Linked DNA regions of Homo sapiens: all the other regions are linked to region 1. Evidence: chromatin loops called from intact Hi-C (ENCODE). Cell type or tissue: MCF 10A. All regions are shown on one strand. Each heading gives the region's core, and the rest is flanking DNA. Links, peaks and the distances in the headings are about the cores only.

Region 1 (5,432 bases), core at 1-5,000:
ACATCAGAGATCACTGATCACTGATCACCACAGAAAATATAATAATAATGAAACAATTTGAAATATTGTGATAATTACCAAAATGTGACACAGAGACACAAAGTGAACACATGCTACTAGAGAAACAGGCTCATTATAGACTTGCTCATTTCAAGGTTGCCACAAACCTTCAATTTATAAAAATGCAATGTTTGCAAGGCACAATAAAGCAAGCTAGAATAAAACAAGGTATATCTATATTCTGGTATTCACCCAAGATAGGTAAAATGGGACTATTACTCCCCTTTAATGAATGAGTAAAGTGAGCCCAGTCTATCTGTGAATATCCTCAGGATGACTAAGCATCAGAAGTAGAACTCGCATCTGAGACTCCTGATTCACTTCAGGGTCTTTCTATCATTGTGATTTACAAGGAGCATCACACTGACATGGACATTTATTTGTCCAGTACAAATGAGTCAATGACAATTTAAATGGTCTGGTTCCCTACCATTCTTCAAAGAAAGACATGCTATATCATAAGAGAAAGTTACAATTACCAGAGACTGCAGTCCACAAAGGATAATGAGGGATAAATGTGTCTGTTAAATCAATTTTGAAGTTTCATTTAAGTAACCAATCAACCATTCTTTCACACCTGAAGCTAATCAAAAGGCCCTAACACTCAGACCTACATACAGGGTACAACACACCATAAACATCTGTTATTTAGACACCAGAGATGGAATTTCCCATCTGTTGCTTCAAAACAAATAATCATCTTTAAAAAATAAAACAAACATCACAAAAAAATTTCTTTGAAGATAATTTTAGGTTATTAAGGTTGGAAGCTGAAAAAAATGTTAATTTTTCAACAAGTGACAATCTAGCTGGACAAATCCATGGGTGTAGCATAAGGCTAAGTAAGGAATCTGGCTTGGAATTTTCAACACTTGGTTCTAATCATTAATGTTGCAATGTTGTCCCATTTACAACCTGATATTCATTTTTGCACTTCAACATCTCATGATTTTTCAGCAACAGTAAATAGCTTTAAGTGATGACACCTTGCCTTAACTGGATCTATATTTTGACTAGCAGGTCTTGGCATTGTTTCCACCTCAGATATCTCTCCAAAATGTTGCATGTAGGCAAAAAATGAATAGAACTTAAAGGAAAGAAAAATAAAAATTCTACCACTCTAAACAATGTTAGGATATAATACCTTTAAGTTATTAGCTAACCTACTGCAGCAACCTCTAGTCATCTCATGATTATCTCTTTGGGTTCTAAATTTTTCTTGATATGTTTCACAAAATCTCATTTTGTGATGCTCTAAAGAGGGAGGTGGTGGTAAAATAAGACTTGGGACTGAGAGAAGAGCATAAAAAAAGCAAAATGCAAAAGAGAGGAGTCTGAATCAATCACGTGTAGGATGCACAGAATCACACCTGATTTCTATATTACTTTGTTTTAAACAGCATAATTTAGATTCACATTCCTGAGACATAAGAAGGTACCCACATTAAGACATCTTTTATTTTTATGCTGAAGCTCAAAATATAAACTGATAAAAGACCTTTCAAATTCACCAAAAGTGAATATTTGTATATCTGAGAAATTAAATACTATCCCAAGAAACATTCTCTAACCACACAGATTTTCATAATGTGAGGGAAATTTTTGGTTCTGAAACATCCAATATTATCTTTAGTCTGCGTTTATATTGCATGTGATAAAAACTTTCTCTAAATTAGAATATGAGAAGATTAATGTCATTAAAACATTTCAGAAATAGCAGAATTCCCTTGCATACTCATAAGGTATAAGCACAGTATTCATTTGCTTCAGAATCTTATGAAATCTCGGGATTATCTCTTATCTTTAGACAGTGTATGAGGACTATGTTGGTTACTGAGCTTCTTCTTGTTTGAATTCTGGGAATATGGAAATTTATATAATGTTGAGAACTAATTTTCAAGTCCTGAGGGGTGGCTTAGAAATGTTTTGCATAAAAGTTTATATACTATACCCCTTTATTTAATAATTAATCCAATTTCTAGACAGAACTATGCCAAAACACAACCTTCTGAAACGTGCTGTGTACTATCAGGACTGAAAGTAACACTGGAATTCTACATTAAAATGTGGCCTATCTAGAGGGACTTCTCCAAAGCATGAGATTTTAAAAACACAGAGTAGAAAAGTCACTGGAGGAATGCCCCCAAGTATGTGGGGGCGTCTGGGACGCTTGTCATCGCATTGCATGTCTGCAGTGTTCCAATATGGGCAGCAGGGGGAGCTCCCGATTGAAGCAAACCCCCCAACACGTGTTTCCTAGTTGGGAACACAGGCTTTTTCCTCTTAACACTTGCCCCAAGTCCACGGAGGCAGCCACTAAGGAGTACTGCTGTCAATTAACTGTACAAGCTTAGGACATGTGGTGAATGAATTGCTAAAGTGAACGGGGATGACACATGGGTCTGAGCCTACCTTTTAGAAACAGGATGGCCAATTTTTATTTTGGTGGGCAGGAGGGATTAAAGCAAGCAGCAAACAATGGAGTTGGGGCAGGAATGGGGGATGGGGGCTTGCCATTAACAGTAAACAGTGATCTTTGAAAGCAACGAGTGGGCATCAGTATTCCAGGGCCTTTATTAGTTTTGTTTGTAGGCTATATTCTCCATTAAATGTCAAATCAAAACTCTCCCTTCTTCCCATGACCCCACATCAAATCCAGAAAATCACTTAATGAACTGGGTTTCTCATTGAGCCTGAGGAGATGAGGCTTCTGTAGGGGGTCTCCTGCACGTGGTTGCGTTTTACACATGAATGTGTGATGCATTTTACTCCAAGTATCTGAACCAGGTTGAAAAAATCCTTAGGGACCAGAAAGAGTCAACTCTCTAACCTCAACACAGGGTATTCTAGGGTGAAATTCCATGCTCTCACCCCCACCTCATACACATAGCCAAGCACACCCCCACCCCCAATAGCTGGCTCATTTCTCCTTCCTGTCCCCAAACGAAAGTTTGCAAAGAAGTAGTCATAAATGTCAATACTCACCATATTGACTTCAGAAACCATATCGATGCTGGCAATGTCAATGTTCATCCCCACAGCCACGGGGGGACCTGCAAAGCAAGACGGCCAGCCACGTGATTTCTTTGAACTTCATTCATTCTCAGCAAGAGTTATCCCTGAGCATAAGACACTCTGCCCAAAACCCTTCTGCACTACTCAATCTCAAATTTTTCAATTCTCTGCTTTTTTTGTTAAAAAAAAAAAAAAAAAAGGTAGCAGGCACACACTCCTCTAACAAATGCTGTATTGAATATGCACACACGTATGCTGTGAACAAGGGATTCCAGCTCTGTCTACATATGCATATGTCTCAGCATGTGAATGCACACAACTCACAGAAGCACAAGAATCCTTCTAGTCTAAGGGATTTTTATATTTTGCGCTGAAACCCCCTCCTCCTCAGTCTTTCCCACCCCCTTCTGTGCACAGGTTTTAACTCTTTGAGCTTCATAAGAGTCTGAAGCAATATTAAGTGAGTCTATCAGCATATCTAGGGCTGCAGCCAGAGAGAGATTCTTCTTTCCCCTACCTTCTCTAACCCTCCCATTTTCTCCCTACCCTCCCATCCCCCAGTCCTCCCCATTTCTGTGAGGCTGGGAGGAGTGGATTATATCCAGACATGAGCCACTGTAACCCTGGCCAGAAGAACTCTTCCAAAGTAGGCAGGCACAGGGGGTTAACGCCACCTCTCAACCAACTGCCTGCACGTCTTGTCCTAAAAAATGTTAACGGTGGCCTTCCGCAAGCCGGGTTCTCTCGGCACACCATTAACTAAACTTAAGAGGTTTGTGTCTCAACAAAGCAAAGGCAGGGAAGCAAAGGATTCATAACAGTGAAGCTGAAAGACAGCAGTCACCAAATTTGAGTACACACTAAGAGGGTCTCATTGAAAGACCACGGAAGTGGTGGGTAGCAATAATCCAGCTTAAGTTTTGATCAGTTTCTCAATATGGTAAAATAGAGACACATTCAGGACACCACATGCACCCACAACTAGGGAGAGGGAAGAGAGCGCGCACAAAGCTCAAAAGACAGCTTCGGCTGTGGCTGGACTTATTTGCAAGGCAACCCCATTACCTCCAAAATCTGGTCTCAGACGAATGTCATAGCCTTTCAGGAGTCTATCCACCGTCTCTTTAACCAGCGACATATTACTAGGGTCATTGACACTAAAGAAAGAAATGACAATAAGCAGGCATCAATAAGGAAGCAGGCATAGCGTTTTCAGCATCGGATCCCTACTACATTTCCCTGCTCACAGAGGTATGCAGACAGAACCCTTCAAAGTGAGAACGGAAAAGAGAAACGCTGGGCACACTTACCTCTGCGCACAGACAGCGGCGATTATTAAGGGGAAGGACCAAATCCCAAAGTAGCCCCTTTTCCGCACTCTCCACATCCCTTTAGTTTTTGATGGAATTGAGGGTTTCACTGAAGAGAGGAGATCCAACTTAGTCTGCCCAGTGCAGTAATTCTAATGTGAGGCGCATGCGCACGGCGTACCAAAACATCAAAGGGGAAGCGGCGGCTGCCGGGGACCGAGCAGATTTCCTTGTTTAAAAAAAAAAAAAAAAATTAAAAGGGAAAAAGGAAAAACATGTATATGTATAATACATACATATTTGAATAATATAGAAAAGTCACCCCACAGCAGCATCCAGAATAAAATTTTTGTTGTTATCCTTTCGTTAAGACAAAATAACTACAGCGTCTGGTAAGTTTCGGTAGTTGCAAGAGGCAGTTTTGCACCGAGCGGGTTGTGGGTTTTTGGTGTGTGTGTGTGTCCTTTTAAATATGCAAAACCAGATTAGAAAATTAGAGGAGAGCAGGTGTGGCGTGCCAGCGGAAGATAGGTGCCGGTAAGCCCACTTCTGGTCTCAGCCGGACACGGGGCAAGGAGTTTGAACTTTATTTCCTTGGCAAATAGCATGCCCTGCCTGGGGCGAGACTGGGATGGGGGGGGCGGGGGTTGTGCAGCGGGTGGGAGGAGGGGGGAGGGGGCGTTGGGAGTCGAAGCGGGAGGGAGGGAAAAAACCAATGGGAGGAATGCTGAGCAACCCGTTGGATTTGGGGCGGGGGGTTGGGGAGGCGGGTACAGAATAAGAAAGGCACGGAAAAATAAAAAAGGAAGAAAGAGAAAGAAAAGAATAAAATAATGGCTGGTCTCTTCTAGTAGTCAAAGAGCAAGCTTTTCTTCACTACTCACGAGCGATTTCTTTCTCCTCTCCTCACCCTTTGCCCCCTATTCCCAGAGAAGAAAACCTCGGGGTCCTGTTTTCTCGCCGTGTGACGTTCCTGACCCGCTAGTCCGGGTTATTTATAGCAGGAGGGGAGGGGGGCGAGGGGAGCAGAAAGGCAATGCTGTCTCT
Region 2 (6,332 bases), core at 498-5,497, 1.9 Mb after region 1:
ATGTTAAATAAGTTCTCCAAAGTTACCAGTAGAACTGGGATACCAGTTGTCCTTTTTTTAATTTATTTATTTTTCTTTTTTCTTTTTTTTTTTTTTTGACGGAGTCTCCCTCTGTCGCCCAGGCTGGAGTGTAGTGCAGTGGCGCAATCTCGGCTCACTGCAATCTCTGCCTCCCGGGTTCAAAGGATTCTCCTGCCTCAGCCTCCTGAGTAGCTGGGATTACAGGCACATGCCACCATGCCCACCTAATTATTTTTGGATTTTTAGTAGAGACAGGGTTTCACTGTTAGCCAGGATGGTCTTGATCTCCTGACCTCATGATCCACCCGCGTCGGCCTCCCAAAGTGCTGGAATTACAGGCTTGAGCCACCACACCAGGCCCCAATTGTTCTTAATAACTCACAGACTCAAGTCTGGCTGTGCCAAAACTCATGCTTGTAATCACTATGAAACTGAAAGATAACGTATGGTCTCCATGATTAGGACAATATTCCAATCTGCCTGGTCAAGGGATACTAATGAAAGAGAAGATCTTGAAGAACATGGTTTATTCAACACATCAAACATAAGACTTTGTGATCTCAATCTACAAATTGTTTTCTGAAGTTACAAAATTCAGCAGAGACATGGGGGCCATGAAAGTCCAATTCCATGGCTCTAGTTTGCCACATTTTCCTTATCTACAACAAAGGAGTAAGTGACTAAGAGTCATCTATTATCTAATAATACTTTCCAGCTAAGAGTCATCTATTGTATAATAATACTTTCCAGCTTTGAGCAGGGTGTTCCACAAGTATCAGGAAAGCAGAAATCAGGTACATTCTAACTTAATGTTTTGTTTCAAAACCCGATCATAGTGACGGGTGCACAGTAGCCAGTCAATAAATTGTTATTAGATAAATGTTGGAAAAAAGCTTTCTGAACAAGCACTTTGTAGTATTTGCAGGGCTGGGCCTAGGGCGAAGCAAATGAGGCTCCTGTCTTGGCACAGAATTTAAGGGGCATCAAAAAATTCCCTTGGCTTCGGGCTCCAGTATGGTTCAGCACAACGTTATTACTGATCCTGTTCTTACGAAAATTGTAGATGTTTCACTTATCATAAATTATTTTGCACCAGTGTTGCCCCAGCCCTGATTACACACACTCTTCCTGATAACTTCCTGCCACTTACTACCTGTTTTATCACATGTAAGTTACTGAAAGTGTTCTGAGACTGAGTTTCCTTATCGGTAAAATGGGAATAAGAATTTTTAATTTATCATACTGTTGTAAGGAGCGAATCAGGTGGCATGTGTGCAATCTCTGACTCAGTGCACAGCATAAAATTGGAGCTCAATAAACATTACTTCCCTTGCCTGACAAGAGAAGTGTCTGTTAAATCGTTTCTTCACGTGGTTAATTATTTTGCTTAGTTTTTCTTCCCCAAGAAGATCAACCAATCCTTACAGGATCTCTCATTCAAACTGGTTATTTCTCCCAACAAGTTGCCTCTCGGGCAGATTGTCTGAGCTCAGGGGTTCGAGACCAGCCTGGGCAATGTGGCAAAACCCTGTCTCTACTAAAAATACAAAAAATTAGCCAGGCGTGGTGGCACACTCCTGTAATCCCAGCTACTCAGGAGGCTGAGGCAGGAGAATCACTTAAGCCTGGGAGGCGGGAGGTTGCAGTGAGTCAAGTTCGTGCTACTGCACTCCAGCCTGGGCAACAGAGCAAAACTCTGTCTCAAACACACACACACACACACACACACACACACACAAAGGTGCCTCTATATGATGCCGAGATATCAGTTGATTCAGAAAAGTCAGACAGATAAAATGGCAGCCAAATGTTGCTTTATTATTGAGATGGACTAATACCATTCATGGTTTCCACCTTGTGGTTTTGTCAGCCTATCTGAGAGACACAATCCAGATACAGTAGAAACTCTCTTACTAGACTCAGTAGATTAATGCAAATTCTCGAGCACCTCTGCAAAACCTACTGACTAGTGGCCAGGGCAGGCTGAATGTTTGAGGCTTGTATGTGACTTCCTGGAATGCCCACACACTTCTGCTGCCTCCAGCTGTGTTGCATGCTTACTAAGAGTGTGTTTGTAATTAGACAGTAAAATTTAATACACAAGGCAAAGAAAACTTAGGGCAAAAAGGGAGAAAAGTTGCTATTTCTATGAGAACTAAGTTGAATGCTTTGGGAAAACAATCAATAAAGGCAACGTAAGCCAAAAATATTAAAAAATGACTCAGGCAAGGAGCCTGTCTTCCTGGATTCACAAGGAAGTAGAGGATTTCAGGAACTGATGCAATTTTAATACAAAGTAGAAAGTGGTGCCTGCTACAAGAAAATCACACCTAAATTTCTATGCAAATAGATTACAGTTTGGAGCTTAGGGGTTACAATTCTAACATTCAGTTAGATTCAGAGATTTAATTTCTAAATCCTAATTAAAACTGATTTATTTCCAGCCGAGCACGGTGGCTCACACCTGTAATCCCAGCACTCTGGGAGACCGAGGCGGGCGGATCACTTGAGGTCAGGAGTTCAAGACCTGCCTAGTTAACATGGCAAAACCCTGTCTCTACTAAAAATACAAAAATTAGCCAGGCGTGCTGGTGGGTGCCTGTAATCCCAGCTACTCGGGAGGCTGAGGCAGGAGAATCGCTTGAACTGGGAGGCGGAAGTTGCTGTGAGCCGAGATTGCGCCTCTCCACCACTCCAGCCTGGGCGACATAGTGAGAGATTCTGTCTCAAAAAACATAAAAATAAACTGATTTATTTTCTATAATAAATCTAGAAAAGGCTAACATGCCATTCTGCAAATAAAACCAGTGGAACTTAGAATGTTGCAATACTGAGAATATATTTTTTTAAAAAAAAACGTGTATAATTCTCATTTCATCATAAAACCTCGGGCTGAATCTAGCTGTACTTTCCTAAGATTGCAATAAATCTACTAATTGCAATGACTATTCCTCAAGAATTTAATGAGCGTGGTTTACTGGCAAATTCATTTCTACCTTTCAGCTGGGTGGTCTTGGGCTCTTGCTAAGCCTCTCTGACCGTCAGTTTTCTCCTATGTAAAACTGTGGATAACAACACTTATTTCATGAGGATGCTGTGAGAATTAAATGAAACAATTTATGTAAGCGCTGGCACATGGTAGTTACCCTTCTCTGCCGCAAGGCAGTGCCCCCACGGGTTTAATTAAAGCTTTGGCTCTTTGCCTCTCAGTGAACAAAAAACTTTGAGTGTCATAATTAATGGATGAAGTCCAAAAAAATAGAATGTCAAAACCACGCGCAGGATAAAAACGAATAAGCTGGCACCCTTTTCAAATTCCTAGGCTCATTTCCCCCCCTAAATTTAGACAGGGTTGGCTGCTTGAAAAATGGCGTGAGCCTGCCATCTAGTGGCTACATGGAGGAACACCAAACCCCTTGTGTTCAGGAACCAGAGCTAGAGAATCTTTCCAAAAGGCATCTCTAATTTTAAAAACACCCCCTCAACACAAGATTTGATTGGCAGCAACATGCCAACTTCCTTAATCACAGCAACGAAACTACTAACACATTCTTCGAGTTCTCCTCCACTGTGTGCCCCACATTCCCAGCCAAGGCCTTGCTGTTCTGTGGTCTCACAGGCTTTCACCCTGTCAAAACCAGCTGTCAGTCAGCTGTTACATTAAAAAGAATCTGATTCATTTACTTTGTAATCTTATTAAAAATAATTCCTACTGCAAAGTATCCCCATGGGGATTTGCATTTTGATTTGATTTCACTTAGATACTATTTGACTTTGCGTTGGGTTTTACTATGTATTTAGCTAAGGATGCAATTCTTCAAGGCAGTGTCTCTCCAGCTGCATCAAAGTGCATCAGAATATTCTGGAGGGCTTTTTAAAGCTCAGAATATGGGGGCCCCATCACTACACTTTCTGACAATGTGACTTTCTAATGAGTTCCCAGATACTATTGAAGGAAATCAAAATTTTTTACCCCAAAGTATATTTACTTGACATATTTTGGGAGATAGATGGTTGTCAAAGAGCCCGCAAACAGAAGTGGCCCTGCAAGGCTATCTTTAGTGGGGAAGATTTGCATCTGTAGAGAATCTACATTAATGCAGCTAGGTCCTCCCTTGTCCAGATGTAGGAAGATTACCTGAGAGTCTGACACCTTTAAACATCAGAAAGAAACATTTACCACCTATCTCTCTGAAGGTTGCTACTTTGTTACCTAACAAGATCACCTTTTCTAAACAAGCCACTTCTTCTCCCCGTCCCATAACCTGTCTTGCCACTATAACCTGATTGACCACCATAACCTGGTTTCGGCCATGCAGTGAGCCTTCATTATTTCTGTAAGCTCAAGTTGCATTCCATTACGGGGTTGGGCAGTCACACTGTAGTCCTTCCCACGTACACGTTAATAAATTTTGTATGCCTTTTCTCTAATTAATCTGCCTTTTGTGAGTTCATTTTTCAGCAAACCTTCAGAGGGCAAAGGGGAAGTTTTCTCCTTGACCCCTAGAATACGATATTGTTTATCTGGGGACCACAATTTGGGAATGATGGACCAACTTCTAATGACACAATTTCATAATAAGACACAGCTAATGAGCAAGACCATTTTTAAAAGGCATTTCTGCAGGCTGAGACAAGAAATTAACATGTGAACAACACAAATTATTTTAAATTACCAGGCCTAGAGAGACATTAAAATGAGACCAGCATATGCCCTTTGAACTATGTATTCATCTCTTGAAACTGCTTACTGTTGCTATAAGTAGCTATAAATTATCTAACAATGCAACAATGGACACCATAATCCATACTCTATAACTTAACAATGTGTAGCCAATCATTAATCACTGTTATTTCTATAAACCAATGAGAATTCCTGACAATTTTATATCAGCCGCTCCCTGTCCCCCTTTTTTTGCCTTTAAAATCCTCCCTGCAGCTGGGTGCTGTGGGTCACGCCTGTAATCCCAGCACTTTGGGAGGCCAAGGCGGTGGATCACCTGAGGTCAGGAGTTCGAGACCAGCCTGACCAACATGACAAAACCCTGTCTCTACTAAAAATACAAAAATTAGCTGGGCATGATGGCATGCGCCTGTAGTCCCAGCTACTCGGGAGGCTGAGGCAGGAGAATCGCTTGAACCCAGGAGGCAGATGTTGCAGTAAGCCAAGATCACACACTGCACTCCAGCCTGGGTGACAGAGCGAGACACTGTCTAAAAAAACAAAAACAAAAACAAAAAAAACAAAAAAACAAACTTTCCTATGTTACCACCTACATTTCTGAAATTCTCCACTGCCACCACTGCACTTGAGGTGACCACCCTCTCTCTCCAAGTCTCAGTATTTATGTCACTTCCTCCAGGACAATCTCCCTGACCACTAGTCTAGGTTCGGGGCCTGTCTGAGGACTTTCACAGCACTCTACACTTCCTTCCACACTCAGGCCATGACCACAATAAATGTAAATTGAGTGTTCACTTGTTCCAATCCCAGCCCAGATGCTGAGGGTTTTACCATACACACATTGTATCTCAAATGCCTGGGGCAGGGCCTGGCTCAGAATAGGTGTTCAGTGTTTCTTAAATGGATGAACAAACGAATGAATAAAAATGAGTACATGAGTAGCTGCCCTCTCCACTTGGCCCCTTCTATAAGACATAAAAAAAAATGGGTAGCTCTGAGTAAAGTGTTTTCCAGTTCAGAGATGTCTGGCCTTGGTAGGAGCGTGCTGACTTCCCAGAGTATCGTGAGTGGCTGTGATCTGAATAACATATCACGGCTGAGTGTGAGCCAGGCTTACACTCAGGACATGATGCAAGCGATGCTTTGCTTAAGTTCAACAAACACATTGAAGCCTTATGGTACATCAGGCATCATGCTAGAGACACCGAGTATAAAGATCTGCTAATCACTCCTGTGAGACAGGCGCACAAACAGAATAGTACTGCAGCATCCCAGAGGACGGAGAAGCAGTGTGGGCCAATCAGGAAAAATGAATTAGGCCTTTGTAATGAGTTTCATAGTGGCCCCTGAAAGATGTATCCAGGCCCCACCCTCAGTATCTGCGAACATGATGTTATTTGGAGAAAAGGGCTTTGCAGATGTAATTAAGTAAAGACTCTTGTGATGAGATCATCCAGATTTAGGAAGGCCCTGTGTTCAATGACTAGCATCCTTCTAAGAGAAAAGAGAGGGAGATTTGAGAAAAGGAGAAATATGGAGATGGCTATGGGAAGCTGAAGGTAGAGACTGGAGTGACAGGCCAAGGAATGCCAAGGATTGCCTCGTAGGCATTTATTATTTCCCACTC
Region 3 (6,332 bases), core at 572-5,571, 130 kb after region 1:
TATGTGCCTGCCACATTTTCTTTATTCAGTCTATCCTTGATGGGTATATAGGTTGATTCCATGTATTTGCACTTTAGAATAGTGCTGCAATGAACATATGAGTACATGTTTATTTATAATATAATGATTTCATATTCCTTTGGGTATATACCCAGTAATGGAATTGCTGGGTTGAATGGTATTTCTGCCTCTAGGTCTTTGAGGAATTGCCACATCATCTTCTATGATGGCTGAATTAATTTAAACTCCTACCAACAGTGTGTAAACGTTCTTTTTTCTCCATAAACTCCCCAGCATTATTTTTGACTTTTTAATAATAGCCATTCTGACTGGCATTAGATTGTATCTCATTGTGGTTTAAATATTACCACCAAATTGTACCTTATTATAGAAAACATTGACATATTGGACTTCCTCAAAATTAAATATCCTTGTTCTGCAAAAGACGCTGTTAAATAATGAAAAGTCAAGTTACTGACTGGGAGCAAATTACCTATTTGAAAAGGTGTTTATTTAGAAAATGTTAAGAACTCTTAAAGTTTAAAAATAATAAACAATAGAATATTCTCAAAATACGCAAAAAGTTTGAACCAAGATATATACATAGCAAATAAGCAATTATGCTTATTGGTCATTAGGAAAAGGAGATTAAAACAATGCCACTGTGCACCTATTAGAATGATAAACAATTGTGCCAAGTACTGGTATAAATTTGGAGCAACTGAAACTCTCATAAATTGCTGATAGGTGTATAAAATAATACATATACTTTGGAAGATATTTTGGTAGTTTTTAAATCAAATTAGTCATCAATTTATAAAACAACCTAGCAATCTCACTCCTAGATATTTAATCTAAGTAACAGAAAACTTACATTTACACAAAAATCTCCATATGAATGTTTATAGCAGCATTATTCATAATCACTAAAAATTGGAAACAACCCAGTTGTCATTTAATTGATGAATGGATAAACAAATTGTGGTATATTGTTACAATAAAATACTACTTTTCTTTAAAATTTGAACAAATTACTGACGCGGTCAACAACATGGATACATCTCTAACGAATTATGCTAAGTGAAAAAACCTAACCATTAGATTATGTGCTGTGTGTATGACATTCTGAAGAAGACAAAAGTATAGCTGTGAAAAACACCATTGGTGGATGCCAGAGATTAGGGATTTTTGGAAGGTTTGGCTACAAAACAGCAGCATAAGGGAAATTTGGGGGAGTAAATTTTGGGGTTTATAATAATTCAAAGAGCTATACACCAAAATAAGTAAATATTAATGTATGTAAAAACCAAATTAAAAAAATTAACATTAAAAATGGCAGTTTCACATAAAGAAAAATTTCTTCTTTAAAGACTGGAAGATATGTAATATTTTACTCAAGTAGTTTCAAATATAAGTTGGCTGAAGGTGAACAGTAACTGTCTCCTTTCTGTAAAACATATACTCTACAGTTTAGTGCCTGATTTTCCTAGAACCTTCTGGTTCTAAGTCTCCTTTAAGAGTTAATGTCTTCTCCATTCTGGATTCATCCATTTTGTTCTCAGTTTTAGTTTAAACACTACTCCAGATCAAGTAATCGATAGGTAATATGAATATAATTGATTCGAATAACTCAGTGGCCCAAGAAAATCATCAATTACTATCTCATTCACTACTATTTATTTGCATCCCACTCCTTCCTGCAGAATTTTGAGGAACCTCCTAAAACAAGACAAGTACTAAGTACAGAGTAGCAATAGAAAAACAGGCACAAGAATAATAGAAGACCAACACCAACAAAAGTCAGCTATACTTCAGTTTTGACTTTGAGTTCCCTGGCAGCAAGGCTGCAAGGAGAAACACCCTCAGTTATGCATTTGTAGAAAGAAGAAAGCATGTCAAATCCTCATGAAGACAAAGATTTTCCTATCACTTAATTTTATATGAAATTTCTCAGGTGGGATTTAATAAAATGAATACTAATTGATGGAATAGCTTTAATTTGTAAAAATCATTTCCTGTAAGAAACTTTAAAAAACTGCCAGTATATAACTTAGAAATACAACACAAAAAGGGAAATTCTGGGAAGTGCCAAACTAATGTGTTTCATGAATTTCAGGCCTTTTGAAGGCCTGGATTCTTTAACTAAATATCAGGTCTCACTTGCCATCAGCTCTTGGAAAGTAACTGCATTACTCATATTCAATGGCAATGGAATTCTTCAGAATATCTTAAAAATACTAATGACTTTTAGGAAAGGACTTCTCATAATTCTCATTAGAATGGGCCATTCACTAGTTCGCTAGGCTTCTGTACATATGTGTGCAGATTGAGCATGGCCCAAAAGCTGAGTGGGCAGTGGCAACAGAAGTGCAGGCTACACTCTACTCCCTAAGTATTCATCCCAGAGTCAAGGATACCTGCTGTAATTAATATGCCTGGAGGGAGTTCTCTGACTGTGACAAATCTTTCAGATGGCCAATTTAATAATGATTTCCAACTCTCATCTTTCTCTGCCACCTACAATTTAAAGAATGAAAAACTTAATAAGACTATCCCTTGCTATTGAAATCTGTTCATTTTCCTAGGTTTCAATAGTAACAAAAGATATTTTGTAGAATTCATCTGAACATTTATCCATATATATTAATTTTCTAATTTTCCAATTCAGAAATCAAGGGGTAGCTTACAATTTCCCTAGCCACACTGTAGCTAGAGGTGGCCATGTGACTAAGTTTTTTACTTCTGTTGAATGCCGATATGAAACTGAGGCAATCACAAGTTAAGGCAACATGAAATACAGAGATGTCAGCTCTGCTGTCTCTTAGCTGCCAAAGCCAGGAGTTGCCTCCCTCCATATTTTTTCTAGTGTAAGAAATGTAAGCCATTTTGTTTTACCGCTGGAAGTTAGATCTTTCTGTTTTAATAACTAACATGTTCCTTAATAAGCAAAAGGATGACAACAATAAACCCACAGCAAGTCCACAGTTATATACCTCTTTTAATTTTGACAGTACCAAATACTCTACTCCTAGCACATTCTCTCCAAAGCCTGTTTGTTAAAAATCTATTTTAAATAACTCATTTATTTCTTGGAGAGTCAGGATTTGTTAGAGAGAATCTTTACCAATTTTTTTTGGTGCAATGTTATCAATCACCAATGAGTCAGTAGCTCCAAATTGTGCATCAAACACCTCTTAGCTTCTTCTCTGAGTCCCCCGAACCCACCATTATTTATATTTTTCTTCTGTCACATTGAATCACTCATATAAAAATGGCAATTTTTTTACATTTAATCCTAATACAAAACACTGTCATTTAAAATAATAATATGAAGAACACATTAATATTCTTCACATAATAACATGAAGAACCTGTATTCCCATGAAATCCTCTGACCTTTCCAAGGCACTTCAACATTTTATTTGTACTCTTGCTCTGAGAATGTCCCTGTGCATGACAGTAGCTTTGGAGTTTACATCTTATCCAAGTCCAACAGAATCCATGTTTAATTGACTTCCATTCTGCTTGTGCTTCTGTAACATTTCCCCAGAGCACATCACTGGGCTTGAACCCAAAATTCTGTCCTCTCTTTTCTATACTCCAAGCATTTGATAAATAGGCAGATTCCAGGGCATGAGTAGCACTGCCAGAAGACAATGCTCAGTAGTCCCCTAGTGGCCTGAAAGAGTTCACACAGTTTACTAACGTGCTTATTCTGTTCCATGGAGGTGTGAGAGACTCATTAAGCAGCAGTTCATTAAGTAACTGCCAATTAGCTTGATCCTTTCTGGAATGGCCAGGAAGCAAGTCCAGGATTCCACCTTTTCTAGGTTTTCTCTCTTGTGGGTCACACGACCTATCTGAGTGTCCTACTGTATTGTCACAATCTGAAATTCTGCTTTCATATTTGGAATACAGCCTTCTGAGTTAAGCTCCTTTGAGAACCCAGTGATAGAAAACATTTAAGTTGCCTTGAAGAAAAAAGAGGAATTTATAATAAAGACACAACCCTTTCTTGGGGGAAACCAAAGGCAGAAATGACACCTAGATTATGAAGGAATAAAATCAGGGAGGCTGTCAGAGATCCAGACAGCTGCTCTCTCAGATTTTGGGGTTGCAGTGACTCTTGCCTATGCCTCCTTCCATGGGGCTGCTGCAGTTCGGTTTCTTTCTGTCTCTGTTGTTGCATTAACTCAGCCAAACATGCCTGCCCCCAAAACCGACAGCCTTAGGAAATGACACTGAGCAAACGCTAATTTCTCAATCCCATTTCTAAATGCTGGAGAGAAAAGGTTTGACATGGCCAAAAATGATGATGACAATGATGATTATGGTGATGATGGTGGTGATGATGTTGATAGATATTTTTATTTATTGTTTACTATGGATGTGCCCCATGATAATTACTTCCATGCACATTTCATTTCATCCTTGTCATGAACCGATTACCCCATTTCATAGGTAAGGACAATGATGCCTAGAGATAGCAAATAATTTTCATAAGTAACTTGCCTGCTGGTGACTTCAAGTTTCCTGATTCCAAAGGCCTCTAATCAATACATGGTTAAGCCTGTAGCACAAACATTGCAAGGCCCTATTTCATGCCTGAATTTCTAACAGCCTCCCTGATTTTATTCCTGAGGGCAATTCTCAGAGAAACAATGCTGTTAAAAATTGTTTAGGCAGTCATGTTCTGGTCTGCTATAGAAGTCCATGCCTTTTCTCAAATCCTCCAGTGAGGAGCATGCTCCTCTATAGGACTCCGTCTTCTCTTCCAGTCTTTTCATCTATTGCATTTCTCTTTGCTTCCTCTATTTTCTTGGTTTGTTGTTTACAAACACAACATGCATTGTGTCACCTCTGAGCTCATAATGCAGCCTGAAATGGTCTTTTCTAATCTGCTAACAGTTTATTCAATCTCAGAATTTTAGCCCAAATATCATTTCTTTGATGAAATAATCCCTGATCCCATTCTTTACCATTGGTGCCTCCTCATTCAGTGTCTCCATAGCACATGGCTAACAATTCTACTTTTTAGCACCTGACATCTTGCCAGTACTATTATGTTGCATAGGGATACCTAGAATGTGAGCTTTCTGAAGGTGATCTTTCTCAAAATATAAAAAACCACTTGATAAATAAAAGTTAAATTGAATGAATACCAGTTGAGCAAATATAAATCATACATTCATATACATGTGCTCTTTAAGAAGTGTCTTTTTGGTTCTTTGGTATTTGTGTTTTGAAGATTGAAACAGCTATTCCCTGCCTATATTTTTTGGGGGTCCCAGAATGCCCTCTCATGTACTCAACTTTCTACTCCTAACCAAGCCAAAACAATTTAAAGCTGCAGTCCAGAGAAGTGTCGCTTTATTGTCCTTTGCTTCCCAGAGCAATTAGGTCCTTATTGCACCGGATCCTCCAAAGGGATCACATGGGGATTTAGTCACAGTGTCCACTGAGATGGTGGGTATTATTTAACAACAATATAAAAACTATTATTGGTCCAGAGAGTTTAAGAGCCCTAACTTTAGAGAAAGGATCAGATCTGATATAATGCACAAAGCACAATGTATAAAAGAGTGTATTTTGGCATCAGAGGTAATAATAGCTCTGAGTCCTCAGGTAATAACATATTTTTGTGAGTCTCATTCTCCTCTTTTGTAAAATGAACATAAAAAGGCTATTTTGTAAAGTAGTTGCACAGATTAGAGACAGTATCATTGCATATGCTTGAAATATGTTGTGTTCAATAAATGTTATTATATAATCCTTTACTTTTGCTCCCTCTTTTAGTATAACTCCGTAAGCCCTCTCCTTTTTTTCTCCTTAACAGTACATTGTACCACCAGGGATATCTTTAAATTTCCTTTCTCATGTCACTCCAAAGAAACTCTGTGGTAGAGTTTTCATTACTCCAAATATTGACTTGAGATGTCTATCAATCAGATCTTCTTTAGAATACCCACAAGTAGCCTCAGTGTCCTGCTGAATGTTCATGGGGACCATGTAATTTCCTCAGAAAACATACATCCCCAGCCAGGCATGGTAGCTCAAGTCTATAATCCTAGCACTTTGGGAGGCTGAGGTGGGCGGATCATGAGGTCAAGAGATTGAGACCATCCTGGCCAACATGGAGAAACCCCACCTCTACTAAAAATACAAAAATTAGCCGGGCATGGTGGCGCGTGCCTGTAGTCCCAGCTACTCAGGAGGCTGAGGCAGGAGAATCACTTGAATCCGGCAGGTGGAGGTTGCAGTGAGCCAAGATCACGCCACTGCACTCCAGCCTGGTGACAGAGCGAGACTGTCAAAAAAAAAAAAAAAATCCC
Region 4 (6,332 bases), core at 630-5,629, 1.8 Mb after region 1:
GCAAGCTCCGCCTCCCTGGTTCGCGCCATTCTCCTGCCTCAGCCTCCCGAATAGCTGGGACTACAGGCGCCTGCCACCACGCCGGCTAATTTTGTTTTTGTATTTTTAGTAGAGACGGGATTTCACCGTGTTAGCCAGGATGGTCTCGATCTCCTGACCTCGTGATCCGCCCACCTCGGCCTCTCAAAGTGCTGGGATTACAGGCATGAGCCACCGCGCCCGGCCGGTGCTACACATTTTTTAAATAGCCAGGTCTCTGGAGAACTCACTCACTATCACAAGGACAGCACCAAGCCTTTCGTGAGGAATCCACCCCCATGCCTCTAACACCTCCCATCCCGCCCTACCTCCAGCACTGGGGATTACATTTCAACATGAGATTTAGGAGGACTAAATACCCAAACTACATCATCTACTAAGGGGTCAAAAACAAACACAACAAAATAAAGAACTACCTTCATTAAAGCCCTCAAACAGTAAGCCCATCTCATTCCATGGTACATTATGAAGTCACATCTTGTCCCATCAGCTTTCCCCTACTTTGTCAAAATAAAAAAAAAACTTCAGTGGATTGAGGGTATGATTGCAGTTTTCTCCTGTACTGCCCACTTATTACTGCCTAGACACTAGACAGCATTTAGAGCTGGCCCTAGTTTCTTCACTCCTTTCAGATGGAGTCATCCCCTGTAGCTCCAAGAGGCAAGAGTAAGGGTTTAGTATAAGCAATCGGACCCAGTCCTGCTCCTCAGGCCATGAAAGTGTGTATATCCAATGGAACTCTTAGAGTACTAGTTTCCTATTGCTGTTATTTTAAAAAAAATTACAAACTCAGCAGCTTAAAATAACACAAATTTATTCTCTTATACTTTGGAGACCAGAGGTCAACACGTGTTTTAAGGAGCTAAAATCAGGATGTTGGCAAGGCTATCCTTACAAAGGCTCCAGAGGCACATCTGTTTCCTGCCTTTTCCAGCTTCTAACAGCTGCAGCATTCCTGAACTCCTGGCAGCATCGCTTCAATATCCACTTCCATGATCACACAGCCTTCTCCTGTCTTTGACCTTCTTGCCTGCCTCTTATAAGGGCCATTAGGGTTATCTTCAAGGTCCACTGAATGATGTAGGATAATTCCAACTTACGACTCTTAACCACATTCTGCAAACTTTCTGCAACATCTGCAACATTTGCGGTACTCATGGGTTCCAGGGACTAGGATGTAGACATCCTTGGAGAACCCTAATTCAGTCTACTATCATGAGGACGGCCAGATTCCCACTGGACACTTGGTTGGAGATGAGTATTTAAAATATAGATCTAAAAATAATAAGCTAGACAGTTTTCTAGGTGGAGGGGAACAGGTATGTTTGAAAAACAGACATGCATTGTCATTTGTAGGAACAAGCAAATTTGCAACACGGTGCAATTAAGCCAAACACAAGAAAACCAGGCCTGAAATCAGGAAAAAAAAAAAAAAATAGGCTATAGTCCTCGTTCTGCCACTAACCAGCTCTGTGAGAGCTTATATGAATTATTCAACCTCTCTAAACCTGCTATACTGTCTATAAAGTGAGAGACTTGCTCTCCTGATAGTGCTATTTTGAATACAGAAATAAAATTCATGTAAAACAACTAAGCCCAATGCTTGGAATATAATAACCTATAAATGTTAACCATTTATATGATAGTAATGATAATAATAATAATAATTTCTGATTGTTCAACTTGTGAAATAAGTAACAATATTGGCCAGGGAGGTTTGAAATTTCTTAGGTTTTTGTTGTTTTGTTTTTAGTTTTGTTTTTAAAGCAAGACTAGAAAACTATTTTTCTCAGAGACTGCCATAATTTTTGGAAGTAAAAGAGATCATTTTTGCCTGAGGTCTATCTCTAGCAAACAAGAAGAAATTATTGATCCCCAACTTGTTATGCAACCCTGCACTCTTCATAGCAGGAGCTTAAAAGGACTAAGATGTGTTTTCCATCCTCAGGAGCCTTGCACTATGGTTAATATTGACGAAGCCAACTTATTTAAAACACAGAGCAAAATGACAGACAAGATCGAGTTGAGTCTAAATTATATAGAATGGTTTATAAGTGCAATAAAATTCCAGGAGAAAAACTGATTCACATGGGCTAAAGGAGTCAGGCAAGAGCACAGGCATAAACTAGAACTTGAAGAATGAATAATATTTAGATATACAGGAAGAGGGTAGTGGGAGCCTTAGAAACTGGGATGGGCAGAGGCAAAGGCTAGTGGCCAAAGACAGTAATCATATTAGCCTGGCACCACGCATGGGTATGTCAGAGACCAAAGAAAGAGACAAGTGCTAGAATTTAAAAGAAAAAAAATAGCATAGCAAAGGTTAAGCATAGATAGAGACTTTTGGAGTCAGAATATTTGGATCTAGATCAAGTTCTCACCCTTTGCTAGCTTTGTGACGTTGGACAATTCATTAAACTTCTCTGATCCTCAGCTTTGTAGCCTATAAAATCAGGTTGATAATGTTTACCTCATTGTATTGCTGTAAAAACCGAAGGACATAATGAATGGGAAGCATTCATTAATATCCCTTGCAGATATTAATAGTGTAATAAATGTCATTTACAGTAGCAGTAGTATTAGTAATAATAGTAGTAGAATAATAATTCCAGATTTTGGAATCATAGATATTCAAATATAAAAAGGGTCATAGAGATTCTTATTCATTCCCTGTAGTTAATAAAGAAGCTGAAGTCCACGCAGACTTTCACCGACACACTCAGAAGCCACTGTTGTTTCCACCACACCTGTCAGATTCAGCATTTCTACTCCAAAATATCTAGTTGTTGGTGCACTTGAATATGCTGAATTCGTGCTGATTTAGGAATCCTTTTTAAAGGACTGCTGAGTTTTAGCTGCCTCTAGTCAGAGAAAGGATATGAGAAAGCCAAATTCTGCAAATAGTTTTCACTCTGCATTAACCATTCCACCAAGAGTAGAAGAAACAAGACAAAGGCCAGTATGGGCTTAAATTCATGTGCCTGGTCTTCCTCCAGCCTACATTTTGTCCAGCCTTTCAGCTTAAAAAAAGAAAAGAAAAGAAAAGAAATCCACTTTGGTCTTCAGGGGTATAAACCAAGTCCATTAAAAAACTCTCATGCATGTTGGGTCTTTTTTTTTTTTTTTTTTTCAGAGCGCTCTGAAATTTCTCAGCCCTGGAAATATATGTAAAAATAATTTCACAAAACACTTAGTGTGATTCCTAATATAAACACTCTGAAATGCAGATTCTTAAATGAGTTGGTGCAGTAAGGGATGAGCAAACCATGTTCTTATACTGCCCCCTTCCGGCAAACGGCTGGAAGAGACAGCCTGCATATTTTGTGTTGAAGAAACTAGTTCAATTTCATTTAAAATAAAACTTCTTTTGTAATCTCTTTGCCCCAGCCCTGCTGATAGGCAGCTGTAGGTAATTTCTCTTGTTGCTTGAAAATGTTGCACAATATGAAAAAAACAATAATGTTAAAGACAAGACATCTTTGGTGCTCTAGAAGGGCAAGAAGTAGGGAAAAATTACTCAGCTGTATTTGTATCAAGCAGGCACATGGAAGCTGGGAAAAAAACAGAACTCCCTCCTTGGTTTTTGAGAATTGATGGTGTGAAATTTCCTCAGATGCCAAAATCAGCTAAAGCACAGGAAGACTATAAATATAAGGTAAACAGAAGGAATACCGATCCTAGCTTTCTTTCTTAGTAAGACAGAAATAAAGAAAGGCCAATTTCTACAATATTGTGGCTAGAGATCAATTTGTGAAATGAATCCTGGCCTCTGAAAGCTCTTCCTTCCTGAAGCATGAAAAAACAAGGCTTAAGAGATTACTTAGGCTGGCATAATCCCTCTTCATGCAGATACAGCCTGTTAGCTATGGTAAGATAGGCTATACTGTAGCAACAACCAGCCATAAAATCTCAGTGGCTTACACCAAGAAAAGTTTATTTCTCACACACATAAAATCACATGACCAGCCGGCGCGGTGGCTCATGCCTGTAATCCCAGCACTTCGGGAGGCTAAGGCGGGTGGATCATGAGGTCAGGAGATCAAGACCATCCTGGCTAACACGGTAAAACCCCGTCTCTACTAAAAATACAAAAAAATTAGCTGGGCGTGGTGGTGGGCGCCTGTAGTCCCAGCTTCTCAGGAGGCTGAGGCAGGAGAATGGCATGAACCCAGGGGGTGGAGCTTACAGTGAGCCAAGATTGCGCCACTGAACTCCAGCCTGGGTGACAGAGCGAGACTCCGTCTCAAAAAAAAAAAAAAAAAAAATCACATGACCAAGGCTCATGATCCTCATCACACTGTATTCTAATTGCCTACCTATTTGTTTCCACAGCAGACCATGATATTCTTTGGGTAGGAACTACGTCTATTCGTTTCTCTGTTGTGTCCCCAATACTTAGCACAACACCAGGCAAATAGAAGCTCAAAGAATATTTGTTCAATAAATGAAAGAATAAAGGATAGATAAAAAAGTGAAGCAAACTAAATACCTCTGGGCATCATTTCCAGGAGCTCTGATTTCTCCCTTTCTAAACTTCAGGTGCAGTCCGCCTAGCAAATGTCCATTTTACACTGGGGTTCATCCCTCTCTTCCCATAGGCTTCTGGCCATGGTGTCATGTCCATGTAACTTGTGTGATCTCTTTAAAGGTCTTCTTAGTGAGCCATTGAAAAACCAATGATGTGAATCAACAATGGTGGTAGGTAAATATTCTTAGCCACCAGGCTTTGTGGTGCTTGCATTAGGGAGAGGGTGATAGACGTAGAATACAGCCCACTGGAGCACTTAGGGATGGCTGCTCGGAGAACCACTTCACAAAATGGTACCAGTGCCAAGCACCAGAAATCAAAATGGAAATGCAAGACCCAGTGAGATCACAGGGGAGAAAGAAAAAGGGAAAACTTTTCCAGTTAGGGTTTAAAAAGAAAAAGAAAGTGGCACCTTAAGATGTGCTTTATATATACAAACATATATATATAAATACCTTACTACTTAATTACTACAACTATGGTAAGCAATCTGAGGGCAAGTAAAAGAAGCCTTGCCCTCAGACAGCTTACCAAAGTAGTAGTAATATGTGTATATATATAAATATATACATTTCCAAAAGTCTTACTAGCATAGTGGGAAGCCCAAAAAGATCCTTTTCCTTTTCCTCTCTCTTTTTTTGTTCTTTCTATGGCTCTCCATTTTCCACCTACCAAATGCTAACCAAATTACACGGTGACCAACTGTTTTGAATCCTCTTCCCTAAAGAGCTTACCATTTCCACCTGTTTTTTACCAAAGATCCTTTTAAACTATATGCTTTGATGGATACTAAGCTGGAAATTTTGGCTCTTTGTAGTCCTGAATCCTACATGCAATTATCAAAGGGCTTATGGATTACTATTTTTCACCTAAAGCAGATGAGGAGATGTGCTGTGGCATCGCAAATGCTAGGACATAAATGTTCTGAACCCTAAACCTTGCAGTTTAGCATTTATTGTACCAAGTACAATACCGAGCTTATCTATGTATACAGTTTTAGAAAAGGAGCAATTCTATGTACTTGGAGATTAAAGATTGGTTTACAATTTGTATTAAAACAAAGAGCTGCTGGTCCCAAATCCTTTCTCCTTCCTGGCCCCAATAAATCTGATTCTTGCCTCCAACAGAGGATGCCTTCCCTGCCCCTACCCTGTGGTTAGAGAGAGAACTGCACTGTCATGGGGCTTATATTTGCCTGACCTTTTGCATACTCATATTAGGCAATGATGACTATTTCAGGACTGCAGAATACTAAGTGAAGAACAGATAGATTATATAGTGTGCCTCCTAAGTGGCCTGTTGCTATGGTTTCCCACTGAAAGAACAGAATTCTCGCCATTAGGTTATCTGAAATCTGCAGGACTGCACCAAAATGTTTCTGCAGAGAAGAGGACTGTCCGTTAAACACAGCTCCATCTGATCAAATCCAGTCTCAGATCAGCAGGGAGCATAATAATGGAAGCATGACTTCAGCAGTAGGATTTGCAGGACATTTGTGGGACTGAAACTGAGGCATTGCCCTCTGTTGATGAGTGACCTTTCCTATATTTGTTATCTATGTCCTCTATGCCAAAAAGTTATTGAATCTGAACCACCTGGGCATGAAAATGGGAACACAATGCTCCTGTACTTAAAACCCTCCAAAGGCTTTCCATTGCTCTTAAGATAAAAATCCAGATCCTCTTGAGTGCCTTGCAGTTCTCTGCATGGTCAGACCCCAACTGCTTCTTTATCCTCACCTCACCCCACTCCATTTATGCCTTCT
Region 5 (6,332 bases), core at 1,333-6,332, 310 kb after region 1:
TGGCTTTTCCTAGCTGGAGAGACAGGAATGTTATAGTCGGGGGGGGGGGGCGGGGGGAGACGGGGGGAGAGAGAGAGAGAGAGAAGAAGGAGAGCGAGCGAGCGAGCAAGGGAGCGAGCAGGACAGGAGCCTGATCCCACAGCAGGTAGAAACAACGAAATGTTTTTCTTTCAGGGTGAAACCGCAGCAATATAAGAGCATTATTATTATTTTTTTCCCGCTGTCTTTCTTCTTTTCTTCTCCTCTTTCTTAGGCATATTTGAATGTATTCCGCAGGGTGGGTGGTGGCATGTTGTTTTGGTCTTTTATTTATTTATTTATTTGCAAGGGGGAGCTGGGGTGAGTTGGGGAGGGGCGTCGGGGGCCATCATCTAAAGTTAAGACGCTGGGACGGAAAACCTGTCTCACTGTTCCATCATCCTAGGGAAGGCACGCTCTTGTCCTGGCTGCAAAATTGCCTGTTTTTCCCTTTCCAGTGGACGCTGGTGAAATGCCCTCTTGTGTAGGGGTCTCTCCCATTCTGAACACGAAAACTCAACTTAGTCTTTGATATGGATGGCATGGGATGGTAACGTTTGGAGCGTGTGTCTGGGGGAGGGGGAGGTTGAAGGTAGAAAGTGGTAAGACTGCAGCTTAGCCTTTCTTTTAAACTATTATGTTTGTATTTGCAAGAAACTTTCTTAACAACTGAAGTGCCATGATAGGTTTGTTTTTCTCTTTTAAAAATGTCAGAAGAGGGCAAAAATCTATGGTGCCTTGTCAAATGGTTTTGCTGTGTTTTGTTTACCCATTCAGATATTCAATCTTTTTAAAAAGATCAACAAAAATTAATAGGGCTAAGAAAAGTTGTTTTTCCCTTGTAACAAACGATGAAGATTAGTAAAAGGGTAAATTAAAATTTTGCAATTTAGATGTAGCATTTTAACATAATATTTATCCAAGATTTCTTGTCATAGTCAACTAATCTGTTTCAAAACCAGTCACTAAATTACTAAATTAAGGAAAAGCTATGACGAGGCTCAGAGTTCTTATCTCTAGACCATTTCGCTCTAAACATATTATGTTTCATTGCTTACAAGCCTGTTTGTAATGGTTTTTAGTGATTTAAATGATTTCCCGAGACTGCAGAAAGCATTTTGTAGATGTATTTAAAGGCATACCACATTAAACTATAGAGGGTTTAATGAAAAAGAAGCTTTAAAAGATTGCAGTCTATTAATCACTTACCCTACAAAGAAATATAGATTAAATACTTTGAACATTCCTTATATTATGACTGGAATTAATTACAGCACATTAAAATGTTACCATAGCTGCTCCTTATCCAGGTAGTGCATTGAATTTCGAAAACTGACTCCACACATAGACTATATACATTTTTAATTCTCTAAGCTTTCTGTACTCTTCCAGTTCTCCAACATTCCACTACCAAGTCTAAATTCAACAATCAGATGGTGATTGATTGCACTTTACCTAAGAGGTAAAAAGATCCCTTTATTCATGCAAAGCAAAGCACTCCAGCTTCCATCTGTTTGAGATGAAACATTTTCTAGCAGCAACCTGGCAGAATTTGAGAGGGCTTGAAAGATATGTGTGGGCATGTTTGTGTGCATTTGTGTGTGTGTGTGTGTGTGTGTGTGGTTTGTATGTGAGAGAGATCAGCACATGGCTTGACTATAAAGTGTGTCCTTTAGCTTCACAGAAACATTAGGAAGCATGTTTAACAAAGCAGTCACAGGAACAGAATAAAAGCACGACTCCGGCATTCAACAGTGTGTTTCCTATGTTTTTAAATAGAAATAAATACAGTTGCTTCTGAAATCAAGGTACCTGCAGAATTCAAAGAGGAATTCAGCCATCACAACATGTTAACCTATCCCCTCCAATCCCTAAATATGTTCTTCCTGTTAGAGACACCAGCTTAAAAATTTTAATGCACAGTTCACTGTGGAAACTGAAATCTTAAAAGTCCAAATATTTAGATGATAAACAACAAGAAGAGAATAAACCAAACTATATTCTAAATATAAAACCTAGAGATAAACAACTCACAGTTTTTATGTTGAGCAATACTGTCACCTGAAAGCGTTTCAGCTTGTATTCTTTTACAGGAGAATAAGGACACTGATATATTTCTGAATGGAGAAATGGAAGGGAAAGTGGAGAATGGATGGTCCAGGTTTCCATTGCTTCCAATGAGGTGTCATATCCCAGTGAGGTCATTTCCTGACTTCAAAGCATTCATCTAAACTGCCTCAGTCAGCCCTGGTGGTTATAACCTGATGTTTCTTGCTAGAGACATTGATCTCTACTTATTCTACTTTTCAGCTGCTCCAGCCCGCGATGAGGAAAAGTCCAGGTCTGTCTGACTGTCTTTGGGCCTGGATCCTCCTTCTGAGCACACTGACTGGAAGAAGGTGGGGACACTTTTTTAAAAATCTGCATGAAAATTTCTGTAACTTTTCATTTATTTTATCGGGGGAAGAAAATTGTCCTCAAATGAATTTATGACTAAGGGAATTCAGAAAACTTAACTGCAATAATTTCCAGCTAAGAATAAAGAGGAGCAGTATGAAACAAATCATTATGTTTGCACGTTAGTTAGAATACAATTAACAAGCCATTGTTAAGACATGTATTAATTCAACATTTAAGTCTTAGATTGAACTTCTCACTGTTCAGTTGGAACTGAACAAAACGTGCGGTTTCCTAATTCATAGAAAAAGTTACCCCAATTAGTGGTTGCATACTGTGTAACCTGATTTAACAACAAGAAAATTTCTAGCCTATTGTAAAGATCATAGAGTAACTTTTGTGTTTATAGAAATGGAAAGTTTTAAATAATATCTGTTATTTGAAAATCACGTCTCTCTAAATGCATATGCATATCACGTTTTGAAATTGTTATCTATATAACTAATAAAAGTGGACTATATGAGACAAATATTTAAGAACTTTGGTAAAATCAAATTTCCCTATTAAAAAAACAATTACTAATTGTTTATAAAGCTTAATCATAGTCAAAATATGTTCTAATGATCCAATCAAGCATGTGAAATTAATATAATAGAAACTATTTACATGACTAAGTATTACAGATTTTTCTTTATCTGCTTTTGTATTTCTTGTGTAGCCTATTCCTGTGACCCATAAGAAGGTCAGACATATAATAAAAACATGAGTTTATTCAAAATGTAATGGCAAGGGAACTCTTAAGAGTTAAGATAGGGAGATGGAATAGTCTGGAAAGACATATGAATTTAGGAAGATTTATTTTAATTCAGAAGTTTTCTGTTGTTGTTTTTTGCTATTGTGTATGGTAAACACTGACAGACAGGCATTATTATCAGATATCCTTAATGAGAGAAGTTAAATGTCTTTACTGCTTTTGAAAAATTATATGAAGTGTTACTATTGCAATGACCTGTAGATGGAGTTAGTGCACAGTGTTTTATTATATAGTGGTTCATATGGAATCAAAATCAGGTAATGTAACTGGCATTTCTCTTCAAAATATATATTCAGTTTAGGAAACACTACATTGGGATGAGTGTTTAATACAAAATGAATAAGCATCTTATTCGTAGGGTTTTTTTCTGGCAATTAAAACTTGACATAGTAAGTTAGAAGTAAAGATGAAATGTCATTAAAAAATCACGTAAAATAAAGATTTCCATTCCAGCTGGGAAAGCAGAACTGGTCTTGGGGAAAAGGCAGTGGTCTCTTTGGGCATCTGCATTCCAATGCAAACAATTGGTGAAAACATTTGTAAGACAAAACCAGGAAGAAAAGCATTTTCTGAATTTTATATAAGCTGTAAAAACTTAGAGGGTGTAGATAAAGGTAATAAACACTCTATATTTTAAGAATTGTTTTAATAATTTAAGTTTATTTAGTCATGTTACCCCATTTCATCTTTTATTTCTTCTTATTGTATTGCTTTCTTCCTCAGAGTTCCCGATCAGGGCCTCCTCACAACTTAGGGTGTTCTAGCATTTATTTTCCATCTTTATCAAGATGACCTTCCAGCATCCTTGAAAGATGCAGGAATGGCAGTTGATTTTGTGACAATGAGTTTTTATAAATAATTGCATTCACAAAACTATTTTTGCCTTACTGTTGTCTTCTGCCAATGAGACATACTGGAAGACACTTAGCTTGTTGAAAATTTGATTTAAAAAAACAGCAAGATGTTTAATTTTGCCAAAAGAGAGTAAGCCCTCAATCTGCATGGCATCAATGTTGAAATTAGGAGAATGAAAAATTGTTTCAAAGAGACACATTACATATATCCAATATTATGGATAGCCTTTAGTTTTAGTAACTTTATCAAATTAAAACTTTATCAGAATAATAGCCATTGCATTTTGCCGATACGAAATTAATTACCTGCAAAACAGTGTTTGTTTTTGAAATGATTTTTTGATCATATATCTTGCTGCTGTCAAATAAGTGAATTCTGGCTTCAAATGTTACTATTTTTCTTATATTTATCAGTAACATCAACACACAGGAATGAAGCCCAAAGTATATTAAGTAGAAAATACAAAAGTGATATATTTGTGGCAGTTTCTTAGTTTACACCCTATATTCATTTTGCTTTTGTACTCAAGGTCAGAACTATGATTGAAATATATCAGTAAATGTGATCCATCCTAAGATAGAAAACAATTCTCTCAAAGGATTTTGGAGTTGTCATGCTAATCATCACATAAAATATGATTCAAGGAGCATAGATAGCAATGTGATTGATGTAGGAAATACACAATTTTTGAACTGAGGTCACTATGTGGTCGAAACACAAAGACTAATAATGGTAAGGGACACAGGCTACATCTCCAACTAGCAACGTTTAAATATAAATAATTATCCCAATATAGAAGAAGAAAATAAAGTTTCAGACTAGAATTTGAAGAAAGCTAGGTTCTAGGTCAAGGTTTGCTCACAAATAGGTGTGCCTTCTTAAACAAAACACTAAAACTGTGCTACAGCTTAGTCAACCACAAATTAAGATTATTGAACTTGATCTTTCTAAAGGTTCTTTTTACATCTGAGACTAGAAATAATAAAAATTAATTAGATGTTTGAGCAGACAAATTTTAATCATTGGGTCATGAATCTTAAGAGGAATGGAAATTTGCACACTGATGTAAAAATATAATTGTCCTAAGAAATGTTTTACCTAAATCTCTTAAAAGAACATCAAGAAAATCCCACCAAAACACAGACCTATATGAAGTGAATGAAGGAAAGGATGTTGGTAGGTAAAAACTTAGGCTTTTGCTGCATGTTAAATAAAAAAGAAAATCAGTTGTTTTGGTAACTCTTTTTAATTTGGAAAGAACTTTCCTAGGTTTGTTTTCTCTATTTTTTTTTATGTGCATTAGCATTCTTGCTTGCTCAGAGAAGACGTGCATTGCAACGTAATAAACATGATAAGAATTCAAAAAGTAAACAGACAGAAGTCATTTCTTACAATTTTCCTTTCACATTTAAAAACTGAAAATTAAAAATATAATTAAATGCCCAGAGTTTAAAAATAACATTCCTTTTTACCTTGTGAAAAAATAATTTTCAAGTTAAGATTCAGTAGAAACCAAAGTAGAAAAACTGAGAAAGGATTTATTTGGAAAGAGGTTTTAGTAGAAATGTATAATTTAGCTATTGCTTCTCTTTATGTTTTTTTTCAGCTATGGACAGCCGTCATTACAAGATGAACTTAAAGACAATACCACTGTCTTCACCAGGATTTTGGACAGACTCCTAGATGGTTATGACAATCGCCTGAGACCAGGATTGGGAGGTAGGTTGCATTATTGTATTTTTGTTTTAGAGAATAATATGAGATCTTTACTATCACAGCCTTAATTTACCTCTAAATGGTCAAATAATAAAAATGGTGACATGTAATTTAATGACAAATCTATTTTTAATGGATCACTCTATGTTAATTCAAGTTACTCTGTAGTTTCATATCCATACGTAGTAAAAGGCAGACACAAACTTCTAATAATGACACGAAGCAGATGCTACATTTATATGATAAGCACAGTACTTTCTGTGTAACGATTTTATCATATAGGTAAAAACTGGGATAATATTCTATCTTCCAGCACAATGACTGCAGCTATCTCACCTGGTACTGGTATGTTTGCATTTAATTCCAACAGGATATCTTTGATTCTATTGGTTCAAACATTTATTTTGGAATATTTCATATTGATCCACTATTATGTGTTAAATTGCCACCACCTCTAGGATAATAGGGGAATGAGATAGATGGTAGTGTTGTGGTTTAACTGTGCATTTGAACTTATACCCTAATTTTCTGT

Evidence for each region. A loop is a pair of places that touch in the nucleus more often than their neighbours do. Peaks named below come from ENCODE experiments on the same cell type or tissue, not always from the same donor. Only the 100,000 strongest peaks of a DNase experiment are listed, where the experiment ranks them.
Region 2: it touches region 1 in a loop (5-fold over the local background); 25 of 110 quality-filtered maps call a loop at or near these places.
Region 3: it touches region 1 in a loop (10-fold over the local background); 5 of 110 quality-filtered maps call a loop at or near these places.
Region 4: a loop joins it to region 1, with 12 times the contacts of the local background. A loop is called at or near these places in 25 of 110 quality-filtered maps.
Region 5: a loop joins it to region 1, with 4 times the contacts of the local background. A loop is called at or near these places in 4 of 110 quality-filtered maps.

What each region holds. Positions count from the first base shown.
Region 1 is chr5:161,542,182-161,547,613 of GRCh38, forward strand. It overlaps GABRB2 (gamma-aminobutyric acid type A receptor subunit beta2), which reads right to left and starts at 4,544. Exons shown (of 10, transcript NM_001371727.1): 1 at 4,386-4,544; 2 at 4,141-4,232; 3 at 3,046-3,113. The coding sequence starts at 4,462. In MCF 10A, for the core only: a CTCF peak has its summit at 2,301 (motif pointing right); a DNase peak (open chromatin) is centred at 2,290.
Region 2 is chr5:163,405,233-163,411,564 of GRCh38, forward strand. The region is part of intron 1 of LOC105377700 (a long non-coding RNA gene); the gene reads right to left. Among named protein-coding and RNA genes, the nearest start is that of CCNG1, 29 kb to the right of the region's middle. RefSeq lists a silencer at 1,817-2,016. In MCF 10A, for the core only: a CTCF peak has its summit at 3,394 (motif pointing left); a DNase peak (open chromatin) is centred at 3,399.
Region 3 is chr5:161,672,645-161,678,976 of GRCh38, forward strand. No RefSeq gene overlaps it. Among named protein-coding and RNA genes, the nearest start is that of GABRA6, 9.9 kb to the right of the region's middle. In MCF 10A, for the core only: a CTCF peak has its summit at 3,674; no DNase peak of the experiment used is centred there.
Region 4 is chr5:163,344,453-163,350,784 of GRCh38, forward strand. All of the region lies in intron 1 of LOC105377700 (a long non-coding RNA gene), which reads right to left. Among named protein-coding and RNA genes, the nearest start is that of CCNG1, 90 kb to the right of the region's middle. In MCF 10A, for the core only: CTCF peaks have their summits at 1,533 and 3,320 (motif pointing left); a DNase peak (open chromatin) is centred at 3,319.
Region 5 is chr5:161,848,468-161,854,799 of GRCh38, forward strand. GABRA1 (gamma-aminobutyric acid type A receptor subunit alpha1) reads left to right here. Exons shown (of 10, transcript NM_001127644.2): 2 at 2,329-2,417; 3 at 5,691-5,803. The coding sequence starts at 2,344. It overlaps LOC105377696 (a long non-coding RNA gene), which reads right to left and starts at 2,126. Exons shown (of 3, transcript XR_941158.4): 1 at 2,053-2,126. In MCF 10A, for the core only: a CTCF peak has its summit at 3,382 (motif pointing right); no DNase peak of the experiment used is centred there.